Regions from separate parts of the Homo sapiens genome. Here region 2 is linked to region 1. Evidence: chromatin loops called from intact Hi-C (ENCODE). Cell type or tissue: HCT116. All regions are shown on one strand. Each heading gives the region's core, and the rest is flanking DNA. Links, peaks and the distances in the headings are about the cores only.

Region 1 (15,395 bases), core at 2,981-10,980:
TCTTTTGAAAGAACCCAATCAGAAAAAAATAAAGAATAAAAAAGAATGAGGAAAGTATTCATGACATGAGACAACATAAAGTGACCAAATATTCATATTATCGGGGTCCCAGAGGGTGAAGAGAGAATGAAAGTGTTAGAAAACCTATTTAATATAACAATAAATGAAAACTGTCCAAGTCTAGCAAGAGATTTAGGCATCCAGATACAGGAGGCTCTCAGATCACCAAACTGATACAATACAAAAAGATCTTCTCTATGGCACATTATAGTCAAAAAGTCTAAAGTCAACAATAGAGAATTCTAAAAACAGCAAGAAAAGTGTCTAATCACCTATAAAGGAACCCCCATAAGACTATCAGTGGATTTCTCAGGAGACAGAAGCCAGGAGAAAATGGTATGACATATTTGAAGTATAGAAAGAAAAAAACTGTCCAGCCAAGGATACTATATCCAACAAAATTACCAGAAGGAGAAATAAAGTCTTTCCCAGATAAGCAAAAGCTGAGGTAATTCATCACCAGTAGACAGGCACTACAATAAATGCTCAACGGAGCGCTAAACCTGGAAGCAAAAGGGCAACATTTACCATCATCAAAACACATGAACATACAAAACTCACAGGTAAAGCAAACACATAAATGACAAAGAGAAAAGACTCAAACGGCACCAATACAGAAAACCACCAAACCATAATGAGAAACAATCAGGCAAAAAGAAAGGAACAAAGATTATACAAAATAACCAAAAACCAATTAACAATATGAGAACAACAAAACATATCAATAAAAATCTTAAATGCAAATGGAGACAACTGTAGCTGAGGACATTACAGTCACTCAAATCCCTCCCTACTGTCTGCTGGGGTTCTTTACTAAACAAACAAAAGTTCTTCCAGAAGAAAACTCTACTGTCCTATAGGTAAAACAGGTGTAAAATCTGAAAATCACTAAGGCCTTCCTATGCCTAAGCTGCTACTAACAGAAGGAGCCTAACCAAAAATGATACAAATAGGTTGAATTCCAATTCTGAAGAGAACTATCATTCTGATGTGGTTTGGCAGCTAAATGAAACACAAAATAATAGGGGCTATGTGAGACGAATTTATGACTTGTGAGATAATACTAGGGATTTTATGAGTTTGTTGTTTTCAATAAAATACTCATTCTCTAAGTAATATTATATAGCCTCACAGTTCACCAAAATTTTAAATGTGCTTTCTTTACATAACCCGAAATTTTTTTTTTTTTTTGAGACGGAGTCTCGCTCTGTCACCTGGCTGTAGTGCAATGGCGTGATCTTGGCTCACTGCAACCTCCGCCTCCCAGGTTCAAGCAATTCTCCTGCCTCAGCCTCCTGAGTAGCTGGGAATATAGGCACACGCTGCCACACCTGGCTAATTTCTTTTGTATTTTAGTAGAGACAGGGTTTCACCGTGTTGCCCAGGCTGGTCTCGAACTCCTGAGCTCTGACAATCCGCCCGCCTCAGCCTCCCAAAGTGCTAGGATTACGGGCATGAGCCACCGCGCCTGGCCAACCCTTAAATTTTTTAAGTGTATCAGTTATATAAGTCTGTGCCTAGCTTAGCAACTTATAAAGTATCTGCTACTGAATTTACTCCTATATTTTCCAGACTATATTTCAGAGACAATGGACCCATTTATAATTAACAACATAAAATTCCTAATTTGCATTTTTATGTTGCTGACATTCAATTCAAAGTTTAACACTTTGCAAGGCCAAGCTTAACAAGTGTATAATAAAATGGGATAAACCTGAGTTAACCTTTTATTCAAGCTTTTAGCATAATGCTTGAGTATTTAATAGTTTTTAAAAATATTTTTCAAACAATTAAGCTAAAACAAAATATGCTTTTGGCAAAAGCTCCAAATACATTTTTGTACATTTTAGGTACTTTTAAAAGAATACAAAGTAATATTTGTAGTAATAGCTTTCATAAAGCTGTGAAAAATAACGTCTCCATTTTGCATATTTTAATAGAGGTTACTATAATTATGACATTAAAAACATAAGTTTAGAACTTAAAATTTAGCATGGTAATACTTTTGAACTGTAGTGTAAAACCAACACATGAAGAACACAAAATGTTCAGTAAATTTGTTTTAAAATATATATCCTTGAGAATGTCCTAAGTCTCACTCCTCTTTTGCCCTTGATGACTGAACTTGTTTCCCATGTCTCTAGTACTGTCAGTCCCGCAATCAATTCTTCAAACTAGACAGAGACAGTTTTCTAAAATGTGAACCCAACTGAGACACTCCCATTTTTATAGCATTTAGTGGCTCTCCATTGCCTTTTAGGTAAAGACTAAACTCTTCAATATGGTTTTCAAGGTTTTGCAGGATCTACTATCTACTTATCTCTCTAGCCTCATTTCTCACACACCTGCCCTCACATTCTCCATTCCAACAACATGAATTTCCAGTTCTATGGTCTCACACTTCCTTCGGGTTGTTACAGTTGCTTCTGATGAGAATATTTTTCACCCTTTATCTGGCTAGGTCATCCTTCAGACCTCAGCTTATATAGTAATCACTCAGGTAATCTTTCCATGCTCCCACCAGTACTCAGACCATGCTATACTTGGCCTAGCACAACATTTTTCACATGGTATTAAAATTAATTTGTCTATATCCTCTCTTCCCATTCCGAAGACCATATGCTAAGATCAGGAAGCTTATCTATCTTGTTCACCACTTGTATTCTTGACATCTAGCAGAGTGTCTATTACTTCATTTGGCAAGAAATTTTCTCAGTAACATCTCATGCTTCAAAAGGGACAAAACCTTCCAAAGCATCTACATAATAAATTTTTTAAAGAAACAAACTAAAACACTTATGTTAAATGTTTGATGAATTCTGTTAATTTAAAATCTCCTTTGTTAGTTTAACAGTTAGCTGTCTATAAAAAGTATCTGCCAGAAGCAAAGCTATTATTACAACAGCCTCCACATCCCCAGTTCTGTAACACTATTAACCCCCCTTAAGTGGCCTCTCTGCTTCTCCACAATTATCTTGAGTTTTATAAAACTGATTATCTTCCAACATTCTACTTATCAATATTCTATTGTTAGAAGGCAGGGTCAGCATTTTCTAAACTCTCTATTGGTACTTCTAAACAACCAGTTCTCAAACCTTAATTTCAGTAGGAATCACCTGAGGATCCTGTTAAAAATGCAGATTGCTCTTAGCTGTGTGGTGATTCTCACTGAGTTGGAATGTGAAGCCCAGAAATCCGAATTTCAAAACAAGGAAATCAGGTGATTCTGATGCAGGCGATCCTTAGTCTATTTTGAGGAACTGTTGTAGAGAACTGCTTTCCATTCTTGTGCAACTCTGCCCCTACCCAACCCCCCCGTTTCCTGTGTGTCACCTTCCTCACTGCCCTCGTCCCCACCTCAACATTGTCATCTACCTTCTTTCCAGTCAATTTCAAATATTTATTGAAGACTTTGGCACATCTAGGGCTTCTGCTTTATCCCTAACTCTCACCATTAAACTGGGTGTTTCTAACCTTTTGCATGTTGGTGGGCACATTTTCAGGAAATGATTATAGATGTTCAGTTAGCAATTCCTTCCAAGCTGATATATTCGCTGTCTAGGCTGAAAGTTTTCACCGATCATTAAAAATACAGTCCACTAATGTTATGGTAGGTAGTAAGTTGCTATATTTTAAAATATAAATTGTAAAACACTTAAAATCTGTTCCATGAGCCTGCCTACCTATGCTGATGCAGAATGACAGGGGATAGTAATAATGATATGTAAAGGTATGTGATTTTATTTTCCCTCCGTATACTTGCAGAAATGCGTAAAATTGGTAATCTGGATCAGGTTTGGGAATCTGTAGTTGGACAACATGCCAAAAAAGTGTCAGGGCAGATAAAAGACATTTTAGACTTAGTATAACCCAATCTACACCTTAGTCTCAGATTTCATTAACATCTTCATTTCTAATGCCTTTCATCTTTCATACCCCATATTCCACTCAGGCAACCTAAACTCAAATTGCCACTCTTAGACCTTGTCATCACTTCGGAAGCAACACTTCTAGATTCTCACTTTAAATAAGTTTAATAACTCACTTTATGATCACAATATCCTCCTGTATCTTATTCCATCTAATCAAGAGAGTAAATCTAACATTTTTATTGATTTTTTTCCATTTACCACCATACACACACACACCTGCCTGCCACAGACACACAATTTCAATCTTCTTTTCTCCCTCTCTCCCATTCATTCAACAATATTTAACAAGAACTTACAAGTACCTTTTGGTGGTTCACTGCCTACCCTCTTGGCCTCACCCACTTAGTCTAGATTCTAAGTAGTTCAAAAGCTTGAATCATGTACCAACTTGCATCAAAGAAATACTGAATTCATTCACATACTATCACTGTGGAAATATTTATATGTATCTACATTCAAAATAATTCCTTCAAAAAATTTAAAAACGACATATTCCTAATAGCTTTTGTTTATAAATAACGACACACTCTCAGATTATAATTTAAGACAGATAAGCCTTCAACCTTTCATTATGAATTGTATTTTCAACAAAATTCCTCCAAGAAATAAAAAAAAACATATTACTAATAGCTTTTGTTTATAAATAAGGGCACACTCTCAGATTATAATTAAGACAGATAAGCCTTCAACCTTTCATTATGAATTGTATTTTCAACAGGACTCTCAATCCAGAATTAATTTAATGTATGTGTATATTAAAAATATACTTAAAATTTTAATTTGTAGTAATAGTATTAAAAGTATAGCCTATAGCTGAAAAGCAAACAGTATTAAAATGAATCTAGATTTGTATGGGTTAAACAATCCTTGAAAACCATTTGCCATACCTCTAAAAGGGATCAACATACATATTTGGTCAAAACTGGCTCTCTGAAAAAGCCCCCATCAAATCATTATTGCCATTGACCGAGCTACTACATTTTTTATGTGTGAGTAACGTGGAAACATTATATTGCATTCCTATATAGAATGGAGACAAACTGTAATCACATGCTATGAAAACCCTAGGGTAGGATGGCTGAAGGAGAAAAGATGTCAACTTTTAAGTCTATTTACTAGAATTCATTCTTTTATTGAGCAACTACTATGAACCAAAACTTGTGCTGTGTATACACACTATCTCTGACCTAACAGTGATTCCAATCTCTTGGGAAAAGGAGATAAATAAGTTACAACATGTGACTGGTGGGGGTAGGAGTTGGAGGAACAGTGTTCCAACAATTTCTTGTATTTCTTTCCCAAATCTTCTGCAGATCGTAGTGTATGATATTGCAGACTGCTAAGTACAAGGGAATGAAGAAACGACTTAGCTCAACAAAATCATTAAAAATAAAACTATAACAACAAAGACTCACACTCACAAACCCAAATACCACATGCAGGGAAATTAAGGACACAAGATGTATCAAATATAAGATTACAATATCTCTTCCCTGGTTTTTCAGAGAAGTCTAAAAATCTGGTTTCTAGTCCTCGTCCTCGTTCTTACGTGAATAAACATTCATTTATTCACCATTTATTGAAAGGCCCTCTTTGGTAGTAAGTGCCAAAAACTGTTACCAAACCCTGGAAATAAGGTAATGAAAGAGAGCGCTCTTGCACTCACTGCAGTTATAGTCAAATCACATAAGCTTTTGGTACAGCTATTTAATTAATACTGGGTAATTCCATAACAACTTCAAGGGCCTTTTTTCTCCACTATAAAATAACATAGTGAGACTCCGAGATCTCTAAGGTAGTTCTACTGAACGAATACTCTGTGATATCACTTAAAACTTACAGGTGGGGGGTTCTTAAGACTCAGGGAACCTGAGAACCCTTATGCAGGGTTCAGGGGGTCCTAAGCTCACTAAATCTGAATGCAAAATTTGGTAGGTTTGTGTATGGACATTTTGCTAGAGAAAGTGTTCATAGGTAAAAACACCCTACATTAGTGGATTTTTGTTTTGGGCCTTCCACGGGAAAAATTCCATTTTAGCTAGGTCTAAGGAGGCAATGTCTTTAAATCTACCAACTATAAATTAATTCACAAGAAGTTTCAACCATGTGGAGTTAGTATGATTTGCTTCTGCTCTTAAACTCATGGTATGAGTTGCAAATTTCTAATTAATTTTGACCAGCACTATAACAGCATCCATTACAAATACTACACACAGTTTACAAATCAGAGTAATTTGAATTATTTAGATTAAATTGTAATACTCTTTTTTAAAAGAATAATTTTTAAAAGAATAATTTTAAAGAATAATTCTTAAAATAATAATTTTATTTTTATTTTCTAAATAAAATGCATTTATTTAGAAGCAGAAATATTTTTGCTGTAAAAAACTGAGATAATACTAAGATGATTATCCTCTCCACATCTGGCTGTTGCTGCCCCATCTTAATAAAAAGAAGACACCGGGTGCAGTGGCTCATGCCTGTAATCCCAGCACTTTGGGGGACCAGGGCAGGAGGATCACCTGAGGTCAAGAGTTCAAGACCAGCCTGGCCAACATGGCGAAACCCTGTCACCACTGAAAATACAAAAATTAGCCGGGCGTGGTGGCACATGACTGTGGTCCCAGCTACTTGGGAGGCTGAGGCAGGAGAACAGCTTGAACCTGGGAGGCGGAGGTTGCAGTGAGCCGAGATCACACCATTGCACTCCGGCCTGGGGGCGACAGAGTGAGACTCTGTCTCAAAAAAAAAAAAAAAAAAAAAAAAGAACAAACCTAAAAACATTAACATACGAGGCAATGACTAAACTGCTGGCAAAGGGATTGCTAGGACAAAATCATCTCTACATAGATGTGAATATTGAGTGTAAAGCTAACCAGGGCCTCTCTTAGGACAGACTAAGAAAGGAAGTAAAATGAAAAATCAAATATCTGCAATGAGAAACACAAACAAGAACAAAAAAAAAAAATTGTAATTTCATTGCCTGTGCCACAGTGACACCAGCTGGCCAGCCAGGTTACGACAACGTAATAACCTACCACTTTTATTTTATGTAACAGACTAAACTTTTAAAAGTGCATTATGCATTCAACAAAAGCCATTATAAGATTTTAAACAAGTATAAAAGAAACATGTATATAAGTAAAGTACCTCAGAAAACTTTGGTTATGATTCAGTTTTACATATGAGATCTCTTCACTAGTCTATAAAATATATTAATATACTTATTTTCTCTATAAAATTTTATCTCTATTAAAATAGAAAAATGAATTTGGAGTTAAATGCAATTTTCCTATTTATTCCTCAGAAAAATAAATGGGGAAAAGTAAGCCAAAATTGAGGTAAACAGATGCTTAAAAGATCTTGAGGGAATTTATTCAAAATAGTCAAATGATGCTTCTGAAATACTGTTTTCACTCACGGGTTAAGAGAGCACATGGCTGAGTTTTATTTTAATTCAAAACTATTAAATATGTAAATGACTCATATGCTCTTTGTGTGTGTGTGTGCGTGTGTGTGCGTTTAATTTCAACTTTTATTTCAGATTCAGGGGTTACATGTGCAGGTTTGTTACTCAGATACATTGCATTATGCTGAGGTTTGGGGTACCATTGATACTGTCACCCAGGTACTGAGCATAGTATTCAATAGTTTTTCACCCTTTGCCCCCTTCTCTCCCTCCCTACTCTAGTCGTTCCCAGTTTCTATTCTTGCCATCTTTATGTCCATGAGTATCCAGTGTTTAGCTAGCACTTATAAGTGAGAATATATGGTATTTGGTTTTCTGTTCCTGTGTTAATTCAGCAGCAACAAAAACAGGTGGATGGCCTCCAGTTGCATCCATGTTCCTGCAAAAGACATAATGTTGTTCTTTTTTATGGCTGCACAGTATTTAATGATGTATATCTACCACATTTTCTTTACCCAATCCACCATTGATGGGTACCTAGATTGATTGTATGACTCTGTGACTGTCAATAGCACTCTGATGAACATACAAGTGCATGTGTCTTTTTGGTAGAATGATTTATTTTCTCTTGGATATATACCCAGTCATGGGATTGCTGGGTCTGATGGTAGTTTTAAGTTCCTTGGGAAATCTCCAAACTGCTTTCCACAGTGGTTGAACTAATTTACATTCCCATCAACAGTGTATAAGTGTTCCCTTTTTCTCTGCAGCCTTGCCAGTATGTTATTTTTTGTCTTTTTAATAAAAGCCATTCTGACTGGTGTGAGATGGCATCTCATTGTGGTTTTGATTTGCATTTCTCTGATGATTAGTGATGAGCATTTTTTCATATGTTTGTTGGCTACTTGTATGTCTTCTTTTGAAAAGCGTCTATTCATGTCTTTTGCCCATTTGTTTAATGGGGTTGTTTTTTGCTTGTTCAATTGTTTAAGTTCCTTATAAATTCTGGATATTATACCTTTGTCAGATGCATAGTCTGCAAATATTTTCTCCCATTCTGTAGGCTGTCTGTTTACTGTGTTGGTAGTTTCTTTTGCTATGCAGAAACTCTTTAATTAGGTCCTACTTGTCAATTTTGTTTTTGTTGCCATTTCTTTTGAGGATTTATTCATAAATTATTTCCCAAGGTCAATGGCCAGATGGTGTTTCCTAGGTTTTCTTGTAGGATTTTTATACTTTGAGGTCTTATCTTTAAATCTTTAATCCATCTGAAGTAATTTTTTATATACGGTGAAAGATAGCAGTCCAGTTTCATTCTTCTGCACATGATTATCCATTTATTCCATCACCATTTATTGAATAGAAAGTCCTTTCCTCATTGCTTATTTTTGTTGACTTTGTCAATAATCAGATGGCTACAGGTGTGATGCTTTATTTCTGGGTTCTCTATTCTGTTTCATTGGTCAATGTGCCTGTTTTTGTACCAGTACCATGATGTTTTGGTTACTATAGCCTTATAGTTTGAAGTTGCAAAATGTGATGCCTCCAGCCTTGTTCTTTTTGCTTAGGATTCCTTTGGCTATTTGGACTCTTTTTTTGGTTCTATATGAATTTTAGGATAGTTTTTTCTAGTTCTGTGAAAAAATGATACTGGCAGTTTAATAGAAAAGCACTGAATCTGTAGACTGCTTTAGGCAGTATGGCTATTTTAATGGTATTGATTCTTTCAAACCATGAACATGGAAGGTTTTCCTATTAGTTTGTGTCATCTGATGTGTTTATTTTTAATAACAGCAGGTACAAACAGAAATAATTAATTTGTATTATGTTGAATTTCTTTAAGGAGGTGAAATAGGTTATTGCTTCTATGGAGGCTTGCCCACTGATAAGGTTCATATTCAATAAGGAGAGACCACCAAGACAACCTATGTTTTCCTTTTCTGCCTTCCAATAGGAAGTAAAATAATTGCAAGGGAATCTTTAAAAAGAGAATTTAATTTAAATCAATCAATCAATTCACAAAGGAGGAAATTATTGGCTTTGAATAAGCAAATAACTCATACTGATATGTTGCAGTTTAATTCACTTCATTCTAATAAAACTTTTCATTGTAAATTTTAGCTCCAGATTGACTGCAAGAACAAATCAGCAATCCCGAGAGGACCCACAGACCCTCTGAAGGAAGCGGACTGCTCCCGGAGGACCCAGGAGACACCTCAAGTACTGTGAGTGCCCCAACTACGGAAGTGGGAAAGGGAGAGCCTCCTCTCCCAAACACACTCCCACTGGAGAGGCTGAAGGTCTGTTCGTGGGAGAAGTTTCTGATTTTACCTAAAGCTGAGTCAAGTTTAGAGAGCCAAGAGAAATACAGTGGTACACGAAGCAGCAGAAAGGCCCTGGGAGCTCGCTGGGTCCCCTAGCAGGCCATTCCTGCCTGGTACCACAGGGATCCATCAGGAGGGTGACCAGAGGAGCAGGGGGTAAAACTCCACAGTGAGAAGGAAATCTCCAGCTGAACTTTGTAACAATTTGAACGGTGGTAGAAGCCTCCTGGCCACAAGTCAGGGGAGGGCACAAATCCCGTGTGCAGACTCCACAGGCCATGCAAGAACCAAGCCCTTTTCTTTCGCAGCTGGAAGGTGGGTAGCCTGGGTCAGGTTTTCAAGCCTATCACGCTCTCTGCCTTGAAACAGACTCAGGGCTGTTGGTGGGGGCACAGTGGAAGTGAGAACAGCCCTTCAGTTTGCGTGCGAGCTGCGTGAGGCCTGTGACTGCCGGCTTTCCCCCACTTCCCTGACAACCTGTGTGACTCAGCAGAGGCAGCCATAATCCTCCTAGGTACACAACTCCTGTGACCTGGGAATCTCACCCCCATCCCCCAGAGCAGCTGCAGCAAGACTCGCCCAGGGATAGTTTGAGCTCAAACACAACTAGCCCTGCCCCTACCTGATGGTCCCTCCCTACCCACCCTGGTAGCTGAAGACAAATGCGTATACTCCTGGGAGTTCTAGGGCAGTGCCCACCACCAGTCCCTCTCCACATTACTACAGCTGATGCTTTCTGGAAAGCACCATCTCCTGGCAGGAGGCCAATCAGCACAAAAACAGAGCATTAAACCACCAAAGCTAAGGACCCTCATGGAGTCCATTGCACCCTCTGCCACCTCCAATGGAATAGGTGCTGGAATCCATGGCTGAGAGACCCACAGATGGTTCACATCACAGGACTCTGTGCAGATAACCCCCAGTACCATCCTGGAGCCAGATACACTCTCTGGGTGGCTAGACCCAGAAGAAAGACAAAAATCACTGTAGTTTGGTTCACAGGAAGCCACATCCATAGGAAAATGGGGAGACTACTACATCAAGCGAACACCCCATAGGACAAAAAAAATCTGAACGACAGCCTTCAGCCCTAGACCTTCCCTCTGACAGAGCCTACCCAAATGAGAAGGAACCAGGAAACCAACCCTGGTAATATGACAAAACAAGGCTCTTCAACATCCCCCCAAAAAATCACACAAGTTCACCAGCAACAGATCCAAACCAACAATCCCTGATTTATCTGAAAAAGAATTCAGGAGGTTAGTTATTAAGCTAACCAGGGAGGGACCAGAGAAATGCGAAGACCAATGCAAGGAAATCCAAAAAAAAAGACATAAGAAATGAAGGGAGAAATATTCAAGGAAATAGATAGTATAAAGGAAAAACAATAAAAAATTCAGGAAACTTTTATGGAAACACTTTTAGAAATCCAAAATGCTCTGGAAATTCTCAGCAACAGAATTGAACAAGTAGAAGAAAGAAATTCCGAGCTCGAAGGCAAGGTCTTCGAATTAACCCAATCCAACAAAGACAAAGAAAAAAGAATAAGAAAATATGAACAAAGCCTCCAAGAAGTCTGGGATTATGTTAAACAACCAAACCTAAGAATAATCAGTGTTCCTGAGGAAGAGGAGAATTCTAAAAGCTTGGAAAACATATTCAGAGGAATAATCAAGGAAAACCTCCCCTGCCTTGCTAGAGACTTAGACATCCAAATACAAGAAGCACAAGCAACACCTGGAAAATTCATTGCAAAAAGATCCTAGGCACAATGTCATCGGGTTATCCAAAGTTAAGATGAAGAAAGAATCTTTTTTTTTTTTTTTTCAGTTGCAAGATTTAATAGAGTGAAAATAGAGCTCCCATACAAAGGGAGGGGACACAAAGAGGGTAGCCATTGCTGGCTCGAATGCTTGGGTTTATATCCGGATCATTGTCCCTCCTGCTGTGCTCTCAGGCGATAGATGATTGGCTATTTCTCTACCTCCTGTTTTTGCCTAATTAGCATTTTAGTGAGCTCTCTTTACTATCTGATTGGTTGGGTGTGAGCTAAGTTGCAAGCCCCGTGTTTAAAGGTAGACGCGGTCACCTTCCCAGCTAGGCTTAGGGATTCTTAGTCAGCCTAGGAAATCCAGCTAGTCCTGTCTCTCAGTCCCCGCTCTCAACAGGAAAACCCAAGTGCTGCTGGGGAGGTTGGCTGACGACCGCTCTAACTGCTTCCTGCTGAATTGGGGTGTAGTAGGGGTTGTGCAGTTGAGATTTCCTCGAGACGGGTGCCTTCGATGTCATTAACATCGGAGCATGTGGGCTAGCAGGCTGGTCCAGAGGTAGAAAGAATCTTAACAGTTGTGAGACAGAAGCACAAGGTTACCTATAAAGGAAAACCTATCAGATCAACAGCAGATTTCTCAGCAGAAACCCTACAAGCTAGAATGGATTGGGGCCCTATCTTTCGCCTCCTCAAGCAAAACAATTATCAGCCAATAATTTTGTATCCAGTGAAACTAAGTATCATATATGAAGGAAAGATACAGTCGTTTTCTGACAAATGCTGAGAGAATCAGCCATTACCAAACCACCACCACAAAAACTGCTGAAAGGGGCTCTAAATCTTCAAACAAATACTGGAAACACATCAAAACAGAACCTCTTTAAAGCATAAATCATACAGGTCCTATAAAACAAAAATACACATTAAAAAGCAAAAACAAAAAACAAAAGTACACAGGCAACAAAGAGCACAATGAATGCAACCGTACCTCACATTTCAATACTAACATTGAATACAAATGGTCTAAATGCTCTACTTAAAAGATACAGAACTGGCCTGGCACGGTGGCTCATGCCTGTAATCCCAGCATTTTGGGAGGCTGAGGGGGGCGGATCACGAGGTCAGGAGATTGAGACCATCCTGGCCGACATGGTGAAACTCCATCTCTACTAAAAATACAAAAATTAGCTGGGCATGGTGGCACGTGCTTGTAATCCCAGCTACTCGGGAGGCTGAGGCAGAAGAATCACTTGAACCCGGGAGGTGGAGGTTGCAGTGAGCCGAGATCACGCCACTGCACTCTAGCCTGGCAACAGAGCGAGGCGAGACTCCATCTTAAAAAAAAAAGATACAGAAGATACAGAACTGACTGGGTGCAGTGGCTCACGACTATAATCCCAGCACTTTCGGAGGTCGAGGCGGGTGGATCACCTGAGGTCAGGAGTTGGTGACCAACCTGGCCAACACGGTGAAACCCTGTCTCTACCAAAAATACAAAAAATAGCTGGGCGTGGTGGTGGGTGCCTTGTAATCCCAGCTACTCCGGAGGCTGAGGTAGGAGAATCACCTGAACCCAGGAGGTGGAAGCTGCAGTGAGCCGAGATTGCGCCATTGCACTCCACCCTGGGCAACAAGAGCGAGACGCTGTCTCAAAAAAAAAAAAAAAAAAAAAAGATACAGAGCCACAGAATGGATAAGAACTCATCAACCAACCATCTGCTGCCTTCAGGAGACTCACCTAACACATAAGGACTCAGATAAACTTAAAGGAGTGGTAAAAGGCATTTTATGCCAATGCACACAAAAAGCGAGCAGGGATAGCTATTCTTACATCAGACAAAACAAATTTTAAAGCAACAGCAATTAAAAGAGACAAACAGGGACATTATATAATGGTAAAAGGCCTTGTCTAGCAGGAAAATATCACAATCCTACACAAATATGCACCTAACACTGGAGCTCCCAAATTTATAGAACAATTACTAATAGACCTAAGAAATGAGATAGACAGCAACACAATAATAGTGGGGGATTTCAATACTCCACTGACAGCACTAGACAGGTCATCAAGATAGAAGGTCAACAAAGAAACAATGGATTTAAACTATACCTTGGAACAAATGGACTTAACAGATACATATAGAACATTTCATCCAACCACCACAGAATACACATTCTATTCAACAGCGCGTGGAAATTTCTCTAAGATAGACCATATGATAGGCTACAAAACGAACCTCAATAAACTTAAGGAAATTGAAATTATATCAAGCACTCTTTCAGACCACAGTGGAATAAAACTGGATATCAACTCCAAAAGGAACCTTTGATACCATGCAAATACATGGAAATTAATAACCTGCTTCTGAATGAGCACTGGCTCAAAAATGAAAACAAGGTGGAAATTAACCTATCAAAACCTCTGGGAAACAGCAAGGTGGTGCTAAGAAGTGCAAAGAGGTGCTAAACGCCTACATCAAAAAAACTGAAACAGCACAAACTGACATTCTAAGGTCACACCTCAAGGAACTAGAGAAACAAGAACAAACCAAACCCAAACCCAGCAGAAGAAAGGAAATTACCAAGATCAGAGCAGAACTAAATGAAATTGAAACAAACAACAACAAAAAAATACAAATGATAAATGAAACAAAAAGGTGGTTATTTGAAAGATAAATAAAATTGATAGACCATTAGCAAGATTAACCAAGAAAAGAAGAGAGAAAATTCAAATAACCTCACAAAGAAATGAAACAGGGGATATTACAACTGACACCACTGACAAACAAAAGGTCACTCAAGGCTACTATGAACACCTTTACACACATAAACTAGAAAATCTAGAAGAGGTGGATACATTTCTGGAAAAATACAACCTTCCTAGCTTAAATCAGGAAGAATTTGATACCCCGAGCAGATCAATAACAAGCAGTGAGACTGAAATGGTAATTTTAAAATTACCAACAAAAAAAGTCCAGGACCAGAGAGATTCACAGCAGAATTATACCAGAAATTCAACACAGAATTGGTACCAATCCTTTTGACACTATTCCATAAGAGAGAGAAAGAAGGAACCCTCCCTAATTCATTTTATGAAGCCAGCATCACCCTAATACCAAAACCAGGAAAGGACATAATCAAAAAAGAAAACTACAGACTGATACCTTGATGAACATTGATGCTAAAATCCTTAACAAAATATTAGCTAATCAAATTCAACAACATATCAAAATGATAATCCACCATGATCAAGTGGGTTTCATACCAGAGATGCAGGGGTGGTTTAACATATACAAGTCAATAAATGTGATAAACCACATAAACGGAATTAAAAACAAAAGTTAAACAATCATCTCAATAGATGCCGAAAAAGCATTTGACAAAATCCAGCATCACTTTATGATTAAAACTCTCAGCAAAATCAGCATACAAGGGACATACCTTAATGTAATAAAAGCCAACTATGAGAAACCCCACAGCCAACATAATACTGAATGGGGAAAAGTTGAAAGCATTCTCTCTGAGAATGGGAACAAGACAAGGATGCCCACTCTCACCACTCCTCTTCAACATAGTACTGGAAGTCCTAGCCAGAGCAATCAGACAAGAGAAAGAAATAAGGACATCCAAATTGGTAAAGAGGAAATCAGACTGTCACTGTTTGCTGATGATATGATTGTTTACCTCGAAAACCCTAAGGACTCCTCCAGAAAGCTCCTAGAACTGATCAAAGGATTCAGCAAAGTTTCCAGATACAAGATGAATCTAGGCAAATCAGTAGCTCTTCTATAGCCCAACAGTGACCAAGAAGAGAATCAAATCAAGAACTCAGCCCCTTTTACAATAGCTGCAAAAAATAATAATAAAAAAATACTTCGGAATATACTTAATGAAGGAGT
Region 2 (15,395 bases), core at 5,201-13,200, 730 kb before region 1:
TCAGAAAGTATGATTTTACTCAGTTATTTCCAGATCAAAAGTTGGAATATTTTTATAGAAATGATAGGTTACAAATAATGCTTAAGATGACACTGTTTTAAATTTCACAAAAGTAATCTTGAAATTTCAGTAAGTGATATTTTGCAAAAAACCTACTATTTTATCATGAACCAGGCTCATTTTTACTAATCTTTTTAGAACAATACATATACATAATATTTTTGAATAATGGTAAGAGCAAATAATTTTGAAAGGCTATATCCTGGTCCCTTTGAGCTCTTTTAAAAACAGTTTTTTAAAAAGAGAGAAAGAGAAGTCTCCTAAAAGTAATTCTGAAAATGTTAAAAGAAAAATACATGTTTTAAAAATCATAAAATTTTATATAAATAATAACTTCATAGCATTTGGAATATTTTTTATTATTTTATAGAAATAATTTCACAGCATCTGACCTTAAACAAAGCTTAAAATAAGCTAAAACTTGGGGAAAAAATACTATATGTACCTTTAACATGTGCTTGGTCTCCTTGGAAAGAAACACATCATTTAATACAACACTACGGTCAAAATGGTTGCGGTACCATATTGACCAAAGTCCTGATGTGTTCTCATGAGTCTCTATGTGAAACTGGGTTGCAGAAGAGTCCATTCTAAAATACCTGTGAACAGACGACATGCATGCTATCAGGCCTGAGTGTGGGACAACAGTCAGCCCTCTTATGAGCCTCTAATTGCAAAAACAGGAGCATCATAAAACGTTACTAAATGAAAGCTAGCGCCAGAGACAACCTCGGCAATCGCCTCCTTCAACCTTCTGGCTCACATAGGGAGCAACTGGAAGCCCGAGGGGAAGCAACCAGGCTGCGGCCAGCACAGCTCACAGAGGCCGCCAGGACCAAACCAGAACCTGAAGCCAACTCAGAAACACCATGTGAATATGTACTCTTTTCACACATCTGGATGCCTGATGCTGAACCTATTTCATAAACTGAATTATTTCACTTCCTTTTCCCCACTCAGCTAATATCCCTTTCACTGCCTGTTAGCAATGCTAAGGCAAGGGGAGGCAAGGCCAGTGAGAGAGAGAATCACACAAATCATATCACTATATTTTTAAACCATTTCTAGAGGGGAAAACAACAACAACAACCATACAAGATTTCAGGGAAAGTGGAAGTAACCTACCCCTGAGCCACAGAAGAGAAGAGGCATGCTTTTAGTGTTGGAGTGTGTGTTGTTTTCTTCACATCTTCTATAATTCCACTGTCACATGATGTAGCTGCTTTGTGGTATAAAGAAATAAATGTGAAGCTTAAGTACCTTTTCTTTCATTAAGCCTGAACAAAAGATATATGTCTTATTTATAAATTTTTATTCACTTTTCTGTCTCCATTAAAATAGTGAATCAGACATAAAAGGTAACTACTTTCTCAAATGTTCCTGTCATCTTCTTTGTTGCCAATTATCCAGAAGTCCATACTTTTAAAAACCAACTTCTCTACCAGAAATGACAAAAGTGAAACAAGAAGCTCACTTGGCAGAGTAAAATGTGTGGAGGCACGAGCAAGAAAGGAATAAAACCTAAAGAGCAAAAGGGAGCTGACCAGCAAAAAGTGGGCTGCATTTGAAAGCAGTGCTGATTGATCAAAATAATACTTTTAAGCTCTCCTTGATTAGGTTATAATATTGAGTCGCTTGTGTTCAATTCTTAACTCTCTGATGCTAATAACCAACTTTTTTAAAGTTATATATATGGTTTTTAAAAATTCAAACACTAACAAAAAAATGTGAAAATAAAATCTACCTTTCTTCACCCTGACTCCCAATTATCTTGGAGGAGGCAGCTGTTAGCAGTTTCTGCAACATCCTTCCAGGTGTTCTGTGCATGTATAAGTACACAGATATCCTCTAAAAAAAAATTAAATGTACACACACTGCTCGCATCGCTGTCCATGCATGTTTCTGAACACTCTCTCACATCTGAACACAGATGATCAGCTGTTCTGTCCTAACAAACACACATTTCTTATAGGTACAGTTTTGAATACATACATATCTGGAGGATAAACTCTTAAAACTAGAATTAAGGATCAAAGAGTAAATATGTGCATTTTAAATTTTCATAGAGATTTGCCAATTTTCCCTCAAAAACAGCCTGCATAGACTCCTGTCAAAAACCTAACAGTGCTTTCCTTCCTAATCGTTATCAACACAGAATATTAAGCTTTAAACTCAAAATTCTACATATGTGGCAGAATAAAAGTGGCATCAACAATAGTTTCTACATCATACTATCTTAGAACTACTAAGGCTGGGACTTCTTGAAATCAAACGCATTCCCTTCACTTTTTTGAAACCATGCCTAATCTGTAGTTGTAGAAAGAGTTGCCATCATGACAACCAGATAACAAAAGTCAAATGACAATCTGTTTAAAAATCTGTACCTTTGCAGGTAAAAGAAGCAATTTTTGTAAAGTTTGTTGTAGAAGTAGGTAGTAGTACTGGTTCAAACTGCAGAGACAGAGCATCTCTCTGTGAGAAATGGCGTATATCCTGAAATAAAAGAAAAGTCCCATGTGACTACTCTCAGCTGGGAGAGTATTTATCCAGTTTGAATGAACCGTTAGAATAAATAGCACAGACCAGCCATACATAGCAACTGCTCAGCATCTGTGCCATAACCATATGGAGGGGATGCTGACAATCTTCATACAAACAGAGGTTCAAGCAAGGGCAAATGGGCTTAAATTAAAGCAAAAAAGAATAAAGATAGTGCTTCTGTCTCTGTTCCTGAAAAACCCTCATATTCTACAATTAAATGCACACTTGCAATTTTAAAAGTTACTTTAGGTAAGCATTTACAATTACCTGTATCCATATAAGGCTGTTTCCTGAATGTAATATATACATATTTACTGCTGAATCATCTGTCCAAAAGAATCAGAGTATTAAAGCAGAGTATTTAATCAGAGATTAAAACAGAGCCATCTCATTCTCACACCTTCATATAATCATTAAAATACCACATTACACATTTCTATAAAAAATGTTAACTTGTTTCTCAAAACTGAAATCAAAACTAGGAGGTGTTTTCTTTTTTTTTTTCTTTTTTAATCACAAGAAAAAAGATCCTCATAAAAATGCCTACCAACCTAAGCCCTCTAAATGATGAGGAACTACCAGGAGCAAAATTCTGAGTTTAGGGTCACACAATGCTCTTCTGAATGAAACTAACCAACTGGACGACTTCAAATAAAGCTATGTTCTCCTGTTGATTAGAAAGCTCCTCATTTCCTCATTTGGATAACCACATTTGGAAAGAAGAAAATCCTGAGATCTCAGGTTTCAGGCTTCCTTTTAGCCCTCACCCACAGAAGTGGTCCCCATGGGTCAGGGATCTGCCCTCATAGATGTTCACTGGCCACTATGAGAATCACCAAGCACTGAGGACAGGAGAGCTCTCCTGCTGATCCAGCACTACCACAGCCAGCTCTGAAGACTGAAAGGTAAAGGCTGTTTAACCAATTAAGACTGCCAAAGCAGGGCACGGTGGCTCATGCTTGCAATCCCAGCACTTTGGGAGGCCAAGCGGGGAGGAATGCTTGAGCCCAGGAGTTCAAGACCATCCTGAGCAACACAGGGAGAACCTGTCTCTACAAAAAAAAAAAAAAAAAAAAAAAAAACAACAAAAAAAAACGGTTTAAATTAGCCAGGCATAGTGGTGTGCGCCTGTGGTCCCAGCTACTTGGGAGGCCAAGGTGGCAGGATCGCTTGAGCCCAGGAGGCTGAGGTTGCAGTGAGCCGAGATCACATCTCTGTGCTCCCACCTGGGCTACACAGCAAAATCCTGTCTAAAAAAAACAAAAACAGAAACAAAACCAAAAAACAAACAAAAAAACCCAAAGAATAAAAACCATACTTTCTTGAATATGAATACAAATATACAGTCACATTCAGAAGTCTTGATAACCAAAAGATACTAGTATACTCTACGTTAGGAATTTCATGGATCACAGAATGTGTCTCTGAAAAAAGTTCTTAGGAAGTTAAACAGATGAATGCATTTATTTCTGATAAGTAGGACACACATTTCCAAAGATAAAATTCATAAAACTGAACACTAAAATTCTACCTAACTTGTCAAGCATCCAGGAACAACCGCAACCTATTAGCTATTTAAAATACAAAACAGCATGATGTGGTTAAATGAGCTTAGGCAAATCATTAAAAGTGGAACAAGAAACCCAAGACTTCAAATACTTTGTAAATATTTATATTAAACTGTCATGCCCATTTAATTTCCTTACTGTCTCCAAACATGAAGAAAAATTATTCCTAAGGAAACTCAGAATAGTTTGCAGTTGTCACTTCTCCCCAAAATAATACAGCCTTCTTAGCAGTTGTAGGTTGAGAACCAGTTACTACTACAATCACTTAATAATTAAAGCAAAGGCTATTTGTCTTGGTTTGCTATGATACAATCTGTTCATAAATGCTATAGAATGATGATGCAGACTGATGAAAATATAATAAAATTTTTAAACATTCCACCTTACCTGAGGTCTCAGATTCATCTGTAGCTACGTAAACAATAGAGAGATGATCTAACAAATGTTGTGTGTTTTCTTCAAATTCTTTTGAAAAGTTTTCCATTGTTACCATTATGCTCATTTGTAGACGCAAAACATCATCAGATTCCAGATAACAACCCTATGGTTGGAAGGAGGAGGAAAAAAGGAAAAAAAAAATCATCTCAACTTTGTGGTTTCAAACTATGGAGGAAAGGAGAAGCATTTAACGTAATGGGACGTGTGTGAGAACAGAATATGCTGTTTTGTGTTTTATTTTATTTTATTTTATTTTGAGACGGAGTCTCACTCTGTCACCCAGGCTGGAGTGCAGTGGTGCGATCTCGGCTCACTGCAAGCTCCGCCTCCCAGGTTCACGCCATTCTCCTGCCTCAGCCTCCCAAGTAGCTGGGACTACGGGCACCCGCCAGCACGCCTGGCTAATTTTTTTGTATTTTTAGTAGAGACGGAGTTTCACCGTGTTAGCCAGGATGGTCTCAATCTCCTGACCTCGTGATCCACTCGCCTCGGCCTCCCAAAGTGCTGGGATTACAGGCATGAGCCACAGCGCCCAGCCTTGTGTTTTATTTTTAAGCAAAGAGGCAGGAGGAAAGCAGAGAGAAAACACTACACATTTTATTTTACCTTTAATTGCTGACACACTTTATTATGTAAACTGCATTCCAGTTGCACCTGCAAGAGGCTAGTATTAGTGGTTTCTGCCTAAAAGAAGAAAAAAGGAGGAAAAGAACTTTAAGTAAAAGGCTCAATCTCACACTAATAATAAACAATTTATCAAGTATTCAGAAACTACACTTTTTCATTTATTCAATAAATATCTGAGTATCTGCTAAATGCTGGGCATTATTCTTTTTAGTGGATACACAACAGTAAGCTAAACAGAGAAATCTGTTCTCAGGACTGTCACTGAGCTTACATTCTAATGAAAATCATAAGTTCTCCCTCGGGCAACATGAAAATTCCTTATTACACCTATAAGCAGGTGAATATGTTCTAAATATACACAGGAACACTGGAGTTTGGTGTTTCTGATGTTTGTTGAAAATGTTATTTAAACACAGGAATCTATTGTTATTTTAAAGTAGGTTTACAAAGTAACAAAATTCTAAGTGTGCCTTCCATCAGTACAATGACCTAGAAACCATGACCCTCAAGTTAGACCAAAAAAACAAAAAATAAAAAAAAAGAGATGTCCAAAATTCAACTGACTATCATTTTTAACAGGGAAGAGTTATGGATGAAAGAGACAAAAGCATATAAAAAGAATGCAAGACTCTGTCAAATTTAAAGATCTTAACAGCCCCTGGGATGATGTCAACACATATTTAAGAAAAGGAAAATGAAAAATCAAATCAAGGGATACAACCTTGGGTAGGAGGGTGGGGGCTACAGGCATGTGAATACAGCAAAAAGTTACTCAGTGCAGTATGTGAATCTAAAAGACATGGGCTATGAGACTTCCTCTTTCATTAAGTTTAATGTCTCTGGCATAGTGATTAGAAAAAGGTACTCCACCCGGGAGCCACAGTCCTAACATCAAATCTTGGCAAGGTAAGAAGGCATTCTCCAAAGCCTAGGCTGGCTTAATAGGGAGTACCTATTTAAAAACCCAGGAAAGATGCATTACTAAGAAGAATCACTACAATTATGTTTGTTAGATTTATAAAACTTACCCAAGTACATTATAAAAGAATACATTTTAAACTACTTCAATTGTCATTCAGGCAATTAAAATACAGAAAAAAAAGAATAGGTCAGGCACAGTAGTGGTTCACATCTGTAATCCCAGCACTTTGGGAGGCCAAGGCAGTGGATCACTGGAGCCCAGGAGTTGCAGACCAGCTAGGAGACATGGCAAAACCCCGTCTCTACTAGAAAAAATACCAGAATTAGCCAGGCGTGGTGATGTGCGCTTATAGTCCCAGCTACTAGGAAGGCTGAGGTGGGATGATTGATTGAGCCCAAGAGGTCAAGGCTGTAGTGAACCGTGACTCTTTTAATCTTTTTTTAAGAAAAAGAATAAAATATATTTTTAATGCAGTAAAAATATTTAAGGAGTTTAAGTTTGTAAATGGGACCAAACATTAAACACTCTTTTAAAGAAATCATTGTTCATATCTGCTAGTATTCTTAAATAGAATAATATGATTTGTAAAATGAATCTAAAATCTTAAACTAGATTTTTTTGTTTTTTGAGACAGGGTCTCACTCTGTTTCCCAGGCTGGAGTCGGGTAGTGCAATCTTGGCTCATGCAACCTCCACCTCAGCCTCCCAAGTAGCTGGGACTACAGGCACACACCACCACACATGGCTAATTTGTGTATTTTTTATAGAGACGGAGCTTCACCATATTTCCCAGGCTGGTTTTGAACTCCTGGGCTCAAGCAATCCACCCACCTCAGCCTCCCAAAGTGCTAGGATTACAGGTGTGCACCAATACACCAGCCTGAAGAACTAGATTTTTAAATTTGTCTATGAACAAATCCCAACATCAAACAGAAAAAGCCCACTTTCTGAAACTGATTTTTAATTTTTAAAATTTATCTTTAAAATTAAAAGAGACTTGTTAGGCTGGGTGCAGTGGCTCATGCCTGTAATCCCAGCACTTTGGGAGGCCGAGGTGGGTGGATCATCTGAGGTCAGCAGTTGGAGACTAGCCTGGCCAAAATGGTGAAACCCCGTCTCTACTAAAAATACAAAAAAAAATGGCCAGGCATTGTGGCTCACGCCTGTAATCTCAGCACTTTGGGAGGCCGAGGCGGGTGGATCACGGGGTCAGGAGATCAAGACCATCCTGGATAACATGGTGAAACCCCGTCTCTACTAAAAATACAAAAAATTAGCTGGGTGTGGTGGCGGGTGCCTGTAGTCCCAGCTACTCGGGAGGCTGAGGCAGGAGAATGGCGTGAACCTGAGAGGCAGAGCTTGCAGTGTGCCGAGATCGCGCCACTGCACTCCAGCCTGGGCGACAGAACGAGACTCCGTCAAAAAAAAAAAAAAAAAACTAGCTGGGCATAGTGGCGCACACCTGTAGTCCCAGCTACTTGGGAGGCTGAGGCAGGAGAATCACTTGAACCCAGGAGGTGGAGGTTTCAGTGAGCTGAGATCATGCCATTGCACTCCAGCCTGGGTGACAAGAGTGAAACTCCGTCTCAAAAAAAAATAAAATACTTGTTATACTGCCCAGGCTGAAGCACAGTGGCAATTCACAGGCACAATCATAGCGCAATGCAGCCTCAAACTCCTGGCCTCAAGCGATCCTCCCACCTCAGCCTCCTGAGTAGCTGGGACTACAAGCGTGCACTACCATGCCCAGCTCTGAAACTGCTTTAACTAAGGTTACAAATGATCCTCACACGGCCAAATCCAACAGAAACTTCTCCTTTTGTTCACCACTCTCCCTGCTGCCACCAGCCCCCTGTCCTGTTACAGCCTGAACCACTTGTCCCTCTCGGTTTTTCTTTCTCTCTGGTTCCTCTGCCAGCTGTTGCTCCTTTAACCATCAGACACTGAGTTATGCTGGATGCTGCCTATGCCCTCTTCACTCTCTCCCAGGGGAGCTTGTTGGCATGCTGAACCCTCCCACATCGATTCCCCTAGCTTAGTCCTCTCCATACCTATATGTCCAACCAGTGACTGGGCATCCACCTGAATCTTCACACACCCCAACCTGGCCACCTTTGCTGTGTGCCTCATCTTAGCACCATTATTCATCAACCCTATCATTATTTATCCAGTTGTTTAAGCCAGAAACCTGAAAACCCCTTTCACTTCAGCTTCTCATACTCTCCTCAAACAAATCCATAACCAAGTCATACTGATTGTACCTCCTTCATGAGCCCTTAAACCCACTCACTTCTCCTCTTTCTTAATAAATACCCCAGATATCAGGGGTTAGCAAACTATGCCCACAGGTTAAATCCAGTTTGCTGCTTATTTTTGTCAGCAAAGTTTTATTGGAACACAGCCATGCCCGTTCCTTTATGGACTGTCTACTATTGCCTTCGTGCTATGATAGCAGAGTTGAGTACTTGCAACAGAGACTGTACAGCCTACAAAGTCAAAATAAATACTCTAACACCACAAAACTACACAAAAAAATGATGGTGCAGTAACTTCCTCTTAGTCTCCCTGCATCCACCTCTGCCCTTTCCACTCCATTCTCCACACTGCACCAAGAGTGAATTTACCCATATACAAATCTGGTCATGCCACTATTTGCTTAAAACTCTTCAAAGACTTCTCACTTGGCAAAAGTCCCAAATCCTCTGCTGTCGCTATAAAACTCCGGCACCTGCCTAGTCTCGACCTCCCTGCGCATGCTCCAACCTCACTGGTCTCGTTTCTGCTCTGCTTGCCTCAACACCTTTGAATTTTCTGTCCCTTTGCCTTGCACCCACTCCTCCAACCCACCCACCTCTCCACCTAGCTAAATCTGATTTATGCTTCATGTCCTGGCTTAAATACCCTCTCAGACACCACAGCAACTTCTACCTGACCTTTTGTAACACTTCTCACAACAACATGGTCAAGGTCTACCTACGCCAGGAGATTCTAAGCATCTCGTGCTTCGAATGCACAATGCCTATCACTTCATCAGCACTCAATAAACAGCTGATGAGTGGATAGAGGTGGGCATACAGCCACAGATGCTAGGGAATCAGCTTGAAAAGGGCAAGAGAAGCTTGAAAAGGGCAAGAAACAGAAAATAGTAAACGGTGCCTACAAAATAAAAGAATAAAAACCTAACAGTGTGTATTTCTGATCTGAAACTTTCAAAAAATGTTTAAAGAAAAAAATCATATTAACACACTTTTAAAGTACACATTTATAAGTTTTTTTTTTTTTTTTAAGAAATCTACAACAATTTAACTATGTTAAGGTCTTAACCTGACAAGGCAATTCTCTACCCTACAATATTTCTTCAAATGAAAAGATGTTAAAAGTTCACACTCATATTAACAGTTTTTGACACAATTAACAACCCTATTTCGCAGAGTAATTTGCTATGATTTAAAGCCTAATATTTTGTCATTCTTAGTAAATCTCTGGACGGATATATTTATAACTTGCCATTTTAATTAAGATTCTTCTATTAGCGAGAGGCATTTTAAAAATCACTATTTTGTTTCTTTTGTTGTAGGACATATTTCAGAATCCCACAAGGGGGAGTTCTAGCACCTCCAAACTGCCCTTCAGAAGTATGCTAATTTTTCTAAAAGAAAAAGTTTCAAGTCCATATCTTTCTCAAAAGAACAAAACAATTGGGCCGGGCGCGGTGGCCAACGCCTGTAATCCCAGCACTCTGGGAGGCCGAGGCAGGCAGATCACGAGGTCAGGAGATCAAGACCATCCTGGCTAACATGGTGAAACCCTGTCTCTACTAAAAAATACAAAAAATCAGCCGGGCATGGTGGCGGGCGCCTGTAGTCCCAGCTACTCGGGAGGCTGAGGCAGGAGAATGGCGTGAACCTGGGAGGCAGAGCTTGCAGTGAGCCGAGATCGGGCCACTGCACTCCAACCTGGGCAACAGCGTGAGACTTCATCTCAAAAAAAAAAAAAGAACAAAACAATAGCAATATTAACTTGATAAAAAAGAAACTCTAACCAAAATGTTAGCCAGGGGGCAACCACATACTAGGGTTACAAGTTCCCCAACTGTCCCCAACTGAGCACACTGTGTGACAACAGGACACGCCCTCATCCAGAGTGAGCCTGGGCTGATTAGACAGGAAAAACAAATAAAAACGTAATTCTCTAGTTTTGAAACCTCCCATACTCCTTTAACAAATCAGATCAGATATTTTATAGAAAAAAGAAAAAGTAACTCTATAAACAACTTTTTCTTAAGTAGTCTTCATTGAAAGTATTAATATAGTTTATATATTTCATATTATTTCATATAAAGTATTATCCCCTTTTAGAAGATGGGGGAAATTGTGGCTTGGAGGGGTTAAGAGACTTATCAAAGATCTTGGGGCTAGGTAGTAGAAAAACAGAAAAAAAAATCAGGTTTTTCAACTGCAGTCAGTACTTTTTTAACAAATTAAAATAGATCAAATCTGTTTCTCCTAGGTACCTAAAGGCCTAAAAATCCATCAACACAGGGATATATATTAGAAAACCATACCAAGATAAAATGCAAAGGTCAAGAAAATAGAAATGTTAAAACTCCTTTTGTATGTCATGTATTTCCACAGTTTTGTGGTGAAGAAGTATGAATTTAGGGAACTGGATACTAGAGAGAAAGGAATCATCTCCCTTCACTTGCTAAGGAATTGCTGGTGCCCTGGGCCACAAGAAGGGTGTGATTTGGGGGGACTGTGTGCAATTAAACAGGAAAGGAAATAACAGACTTAAAGTATTAAGTCATTCTGATGTCTTATCAACAAGAGTAAAGCACAGCCTAATAAATAAATATATTTGAGAATCTATATTAATCCAGACAGAATGAACAAGAGGCTTGATGTTCCTGGTAATAACCACATGAAACCTTTTTATTTAAGGACTACAACTTATGAAATATGAAAGAATTACTTAGACAAATCCCAATCTTAGATTCTGTATTTCTCAGACATCTTTCTCCCCTTTCACAATTTTGAATGCTAAATATTAGAAGTCATTATAAAAGTAAATCTCGGCCGGGCGCAGTGGCTCACACCTGTAATCTCGGCACTTTGGGAGGCCAAGGAGGGCGGATCACTCGAGGTCAAGAATTTGAGACCAGCCTGTCCAACATGGTGAAACCCTGTCTCTAGTAAAAATACAAAAATTTGCTGGGCATGGTGGCACACGCCTGTAATCTCAGCTTCTCGGGAGGCTGAAGCTGGGGAATTGCTTGAACCCGGGAGGCGGAGCTGCAACTGCACCATTGCACTCCAGCCTGGGTAACAGAGTCCATCTCAAAAAGACAAGAAAAAGTAAATCTCTTATGCCAACATATGCATCTGGAACACTGATTCTGTATAAGCCATCTGACTGCTCCAGCAGGTGGCCCCCACACACAGTATTATGCACATGGCAAATGATCTTGTATAAAATGAGAGCTATCTTGGGTGCCTTCCACATAACACTCAGATTCTATAACCACACTCCTAATTTAGTGTTTCCTGCATAACAGCAGGCTCAGCTGAGTTATTAATAAGTACTGTACAGCTATTTTTCCCTGATATTAAATAGCAATTGTGTTTCAACCCCCACCACCACCACCACTACCCTTTTATTCCTCAGATATTAACCACTAAAACAAAATCTAACTATACTGCCAGACCCACTCATGCAAACATTTGCAAAAACCTAGGAAGTGGCTGAAATTAGTTTGCTTTGAGGAAAAAAGAGGCTACTGCATATGGATAGCATTTTTCCTTATCCACATCATTTTAGAAAAGGCAGTGTGGCCAAGTGCTTAGCCAACACAGATTTGAGATCAAACCCCAGCCATAAAAGCCTGGGGACATTCCCCACCCACTCTAAGACTCAGCTTCCTCTTCTATGAAATCAAGTTATTGAATTCACAGCAATATGATGGGTGCTAAATGAGATACATATGCAAACCACTGGGTACACAGTAGGCCTCAAAGGGGAGATTATATTGATTTGCTCATTCACAATTAATGCATTTATTTAATAAAATTCCACAACAAATAATTTAGATGCTTGGGGGAAGCATTTTTCCCACATTAAAGCTTTTAGAAGATAACTCTTTACCACACTCCTTTGGTTTCTAAGAGATTTTTTTTCCCCTAAAACACTTCAAGTTCTTTTTATTTCATGATTGGAACAGAACTCAAGAAAAAAAGAAGTGTCATTTACTGGACACTACCTCCCACTCCCTGAAATGTGCCAGAAACCCTGAAAGACAGACAAAAAACAATTGGGAGACTAAGATAACCCCTGTACTATCTAAACTTTTGGTTTGGCCAAGTGGAAGTCATCTGTGTTGGGCAACACCTTGGTTTTTACACCTGGATAACTAGCTTTTAACTATTACAACCTGGGCTGGCAGCTTCAGCAGAGCCATGTGGGATTTTCACCTTGATAGGTCAGGCAGCGTATGTTGGCTCTGTCCAAAGGCAAGTAACTATTTTTATACAATTGGATGATGCTGGGCCTCAAACAAATGACAAGTAGGCCCTGCATGTCTGGCACAGGCCCTGAAACAAGATCCAGGCTCGGCAAAAGTTTAAGCTTTGTGATGCAGGCTGCCGTCGCTTGACCTTGAGTAGCATGGGCACAGCTTATACTTAAGCAGGCATCGCTGTGGCGAGAATTAGGCTATAAAAGAAAGGACGCTGTGGTGGTTCCTCAAAAAACTTGAACAGAATTACCAATTCCATTTCTAGGCATACACTCAAAAGTGACAGCAGGGACTCAGATACTTATACACCCATCTTCATGGCAAGACTACTCATAAATGCCACAAGGTGGATAAACAAAACATGATATATATGTGCAACAGAAAATTATTCAGCCTTAAAAAGGAATAAAATTCTGATACATGCTATATAACATGGGAGAACCTTGAAGACATTATGCAAAATGAAATAAACCAAACACAAAGGGACAAATACTGTATAATCCCACTTCTATGAGGGACCTAGAATAGTCCAATTCATAGAGACAGAAAGTAGAATAGTGGTTGCCAGGGAGAATAATGGTGGCTGAGGGAAGGTGTTTAATGGGTATGGAGTTTCCCCTTGGGGTGATGAAAGGGTCCTGGAGATGGATGGAGGTGATGACTGTACAACACTGTGAATGTACTTACTGCCAGTGAACTGTACGCATACAAATGGTGAAAATGGTAAATTTTGTGTTAAGTATATTTTACCCCATATATATAGGGAAAGGGGAAGGCAAGAGCTAGACACAGCTGAAATGGTTTAAAATAACCAAACTGGGCCGGGTGCGGTGGCTCATGCCTGAAATACCAGCACTTTGGGAGGCTGAGGCAGGTGGATTACCTGAGTTCAGGAGTTCAAGACCAGCCTGACCAACATGGTGAAACCCCATCTCTACTAAAATTACAAAAATTAGCTGGGCGTGGTCATGGGCACCTGTAATCCCAGCTACTTGGGAGGCTGAGGCAAGGGAATCACTTGAACCCGGGAGGCAGAGGTTGCAGTGAGCCGAGATCACGCCACTGCACACCAGCCTGGGCAACAAGAGCGAAACTCTGTCTCAAAAAACAAAACAAAACAAAAAAGAAATAACCAAACCTTGCTGGGTAACCAACACAAAGTTACAGCTAGACAGACAGAATGAGTTCTGGTGTTCTACAGCACTACAGGGTGACTGCAGTTGACTACAATAAAGCCAGAAGGGAGGATTTTGAATGTTCACAACATAATGAAATGATAAATGTCTGAGGTGATAATACGCTAATTACCCTGAGTGGATCGTTACACATTGTATACAGTATCAAAACAGCACTCTCTATCCCATACCTAAGTACAATTATTACATGCCAACTAAAAAGGAAAAAAAAAAGAAAACAACATCTAGAAAGTCAGGTTAAACAGATATAAAAAGAGAAGTGGAGATACTTTGAGATCTCATTGTGCAGGTATTCAAAATGAAATATATCTGTGCTAAATGGAGCTTTTAAAAGACTCTAATAAAGGAAGACAGGCAAGATCTCAGCAGACTGGAATTGTTCCTCAAAAAATAGGCCAGTCATGGTGGCTCACACCTGTCATCCTAGCACTTTGGTAGACCGAGGCAGGTGGATCACTTGAGCTCAGGAGTTTGAAACCAGCCTGGGCAACATGGTGAAACCCTGTCTCCACAAAAAAATATAAAACTTAGCTGGGCATGGTGGTACATGCCTGTAGTCCCAGCTACTCAGGAGGCTGAGGAGGGAGGATCACCTGAGCTCGGGAGGCCAAGGTTGTAATAACTGTAACTGCACCACTGCATTCTAGCTTGGGCAACAGAGCAAGACCCTGTCTTAAAACAAAAGTAAAAATAAAAATAATTAAGAAACCATGATTGAGTTCTAGGAACTGTGAAGAAATACACTTAAATCCCCCATAGTAAACAATTAAGGAGCTCTACCATCAAAGACTGAGGCGGCTACACCAAGCCTTACACAAACCTGGACAGGTGAAAGGAAACCAGGAAGGTGAGTGTGGAATGCTCAGTGCATTTTTCAATGGAGATACAATTACTGCTTGTGCCCTGAGGGAATATGCTTGAGAAGTTTATGGCATTTAGGACTCAATCAAAAGAAGGCACAGCAAAGAGGAAACCATTAAAGGAGAACCAGGCAGGACAAGATAAACCGAGCCTGGGCCTGACTGGGATACTGGGCTGACAGGAGAGTATCTCTTATGTAAGATTATGCAACGCAACAAACAGAAAAAAGATTTGTTTGAACTATAGATGTTTTTAGTAGACCCAGAACTTGATTTTATCTCTTTTGCTTTGGGAGAACACACCGAAAAAAATCTAGAGAAAGATCTAAAGGGAAAATAAATATCTAGACCAAAAAGTTAAAAAAAAATTAAAGGAATGTACTAATTTAAAAAGAAAGAGAGCAACACAAAAAGCTGGTTAAATTGAACAGTGGAGAACAAGCAAGTCCTGGGGGAACAGCCGACTAACACAGAAAAAGAAGGAACTATCACCACTAGGCCCTGATGGACTCACACTTCCAAAGTGTCAACAACTGCTCACCTCAGGGCATCTGCTGAGAACACCACTCCAGTTGAAATAAGTGGACAAAAAGGAAACAAACTTCCCTAAGAAGCAGGTTTCAGAAGCCCCCGCAAGTCCACAGTGAGAGGCAATGGAAACCACCCTGTGCA

What was found. Peaks named below come from ENCODE experiments on the same cell type or tissue, not always from the same donor. Only the 100,000 strongest peaks of a DNase experiment are listed, where the experiment ranks them.
Region 2: a loop joins it to region 1, with 4 times the contacts of the local background. A loop is called at or near these places in 6 of 110 quality-filtered maps.

What each region holds. Positions count from the first base shown.
Region 1 is chr4:152,838,488-152,853,882 of GRCh38, reverse strand. The region is part of intron 2 of ARFIP1 (ARF interacting protein 1); the gene reads right to left. Among named protein-coding and RNA genes, the nearest start is that of ARFIP1, 66 kb to the right of the region's middle. RefSeq lists enhancers at 2,627-3,285, 3,172-3,466, 6,178-6,678, 10,034-10,641, 9,531-10,730. In HCT116, for the core only: a CTCF peak has its summit at 6,990 (motif pointing left); a DNase peak (open chromatin) is centred at 7,012.
Region 2 is chr4:153,570,722-153,586,116 of GRCh38, reverse strand. It overlaps TMEM131L (transmembrane 131 like), which reads right to left. Exons shown (of 35, transcript NM_001131007.2): 8 at 5,214-5,291; 9 at 4,557-4,710; 10 at 2,869-2,927; 11 at 2,445-2,553; 12 at 1,186-1,282; 13 at 506-659. Among named protein-coding and RNA genes, the nearest start is that of TLR2, 110 kb to the left of the region's middle. In HCT116, for the core only: CTCF peaks have their summits at 9,739 (motif pointing right) and 11,557 (motif pointing right); DNase peaks (open chromatin) are centred at 9,776 and 11,566; H3K27ac peaks cover 544 bases.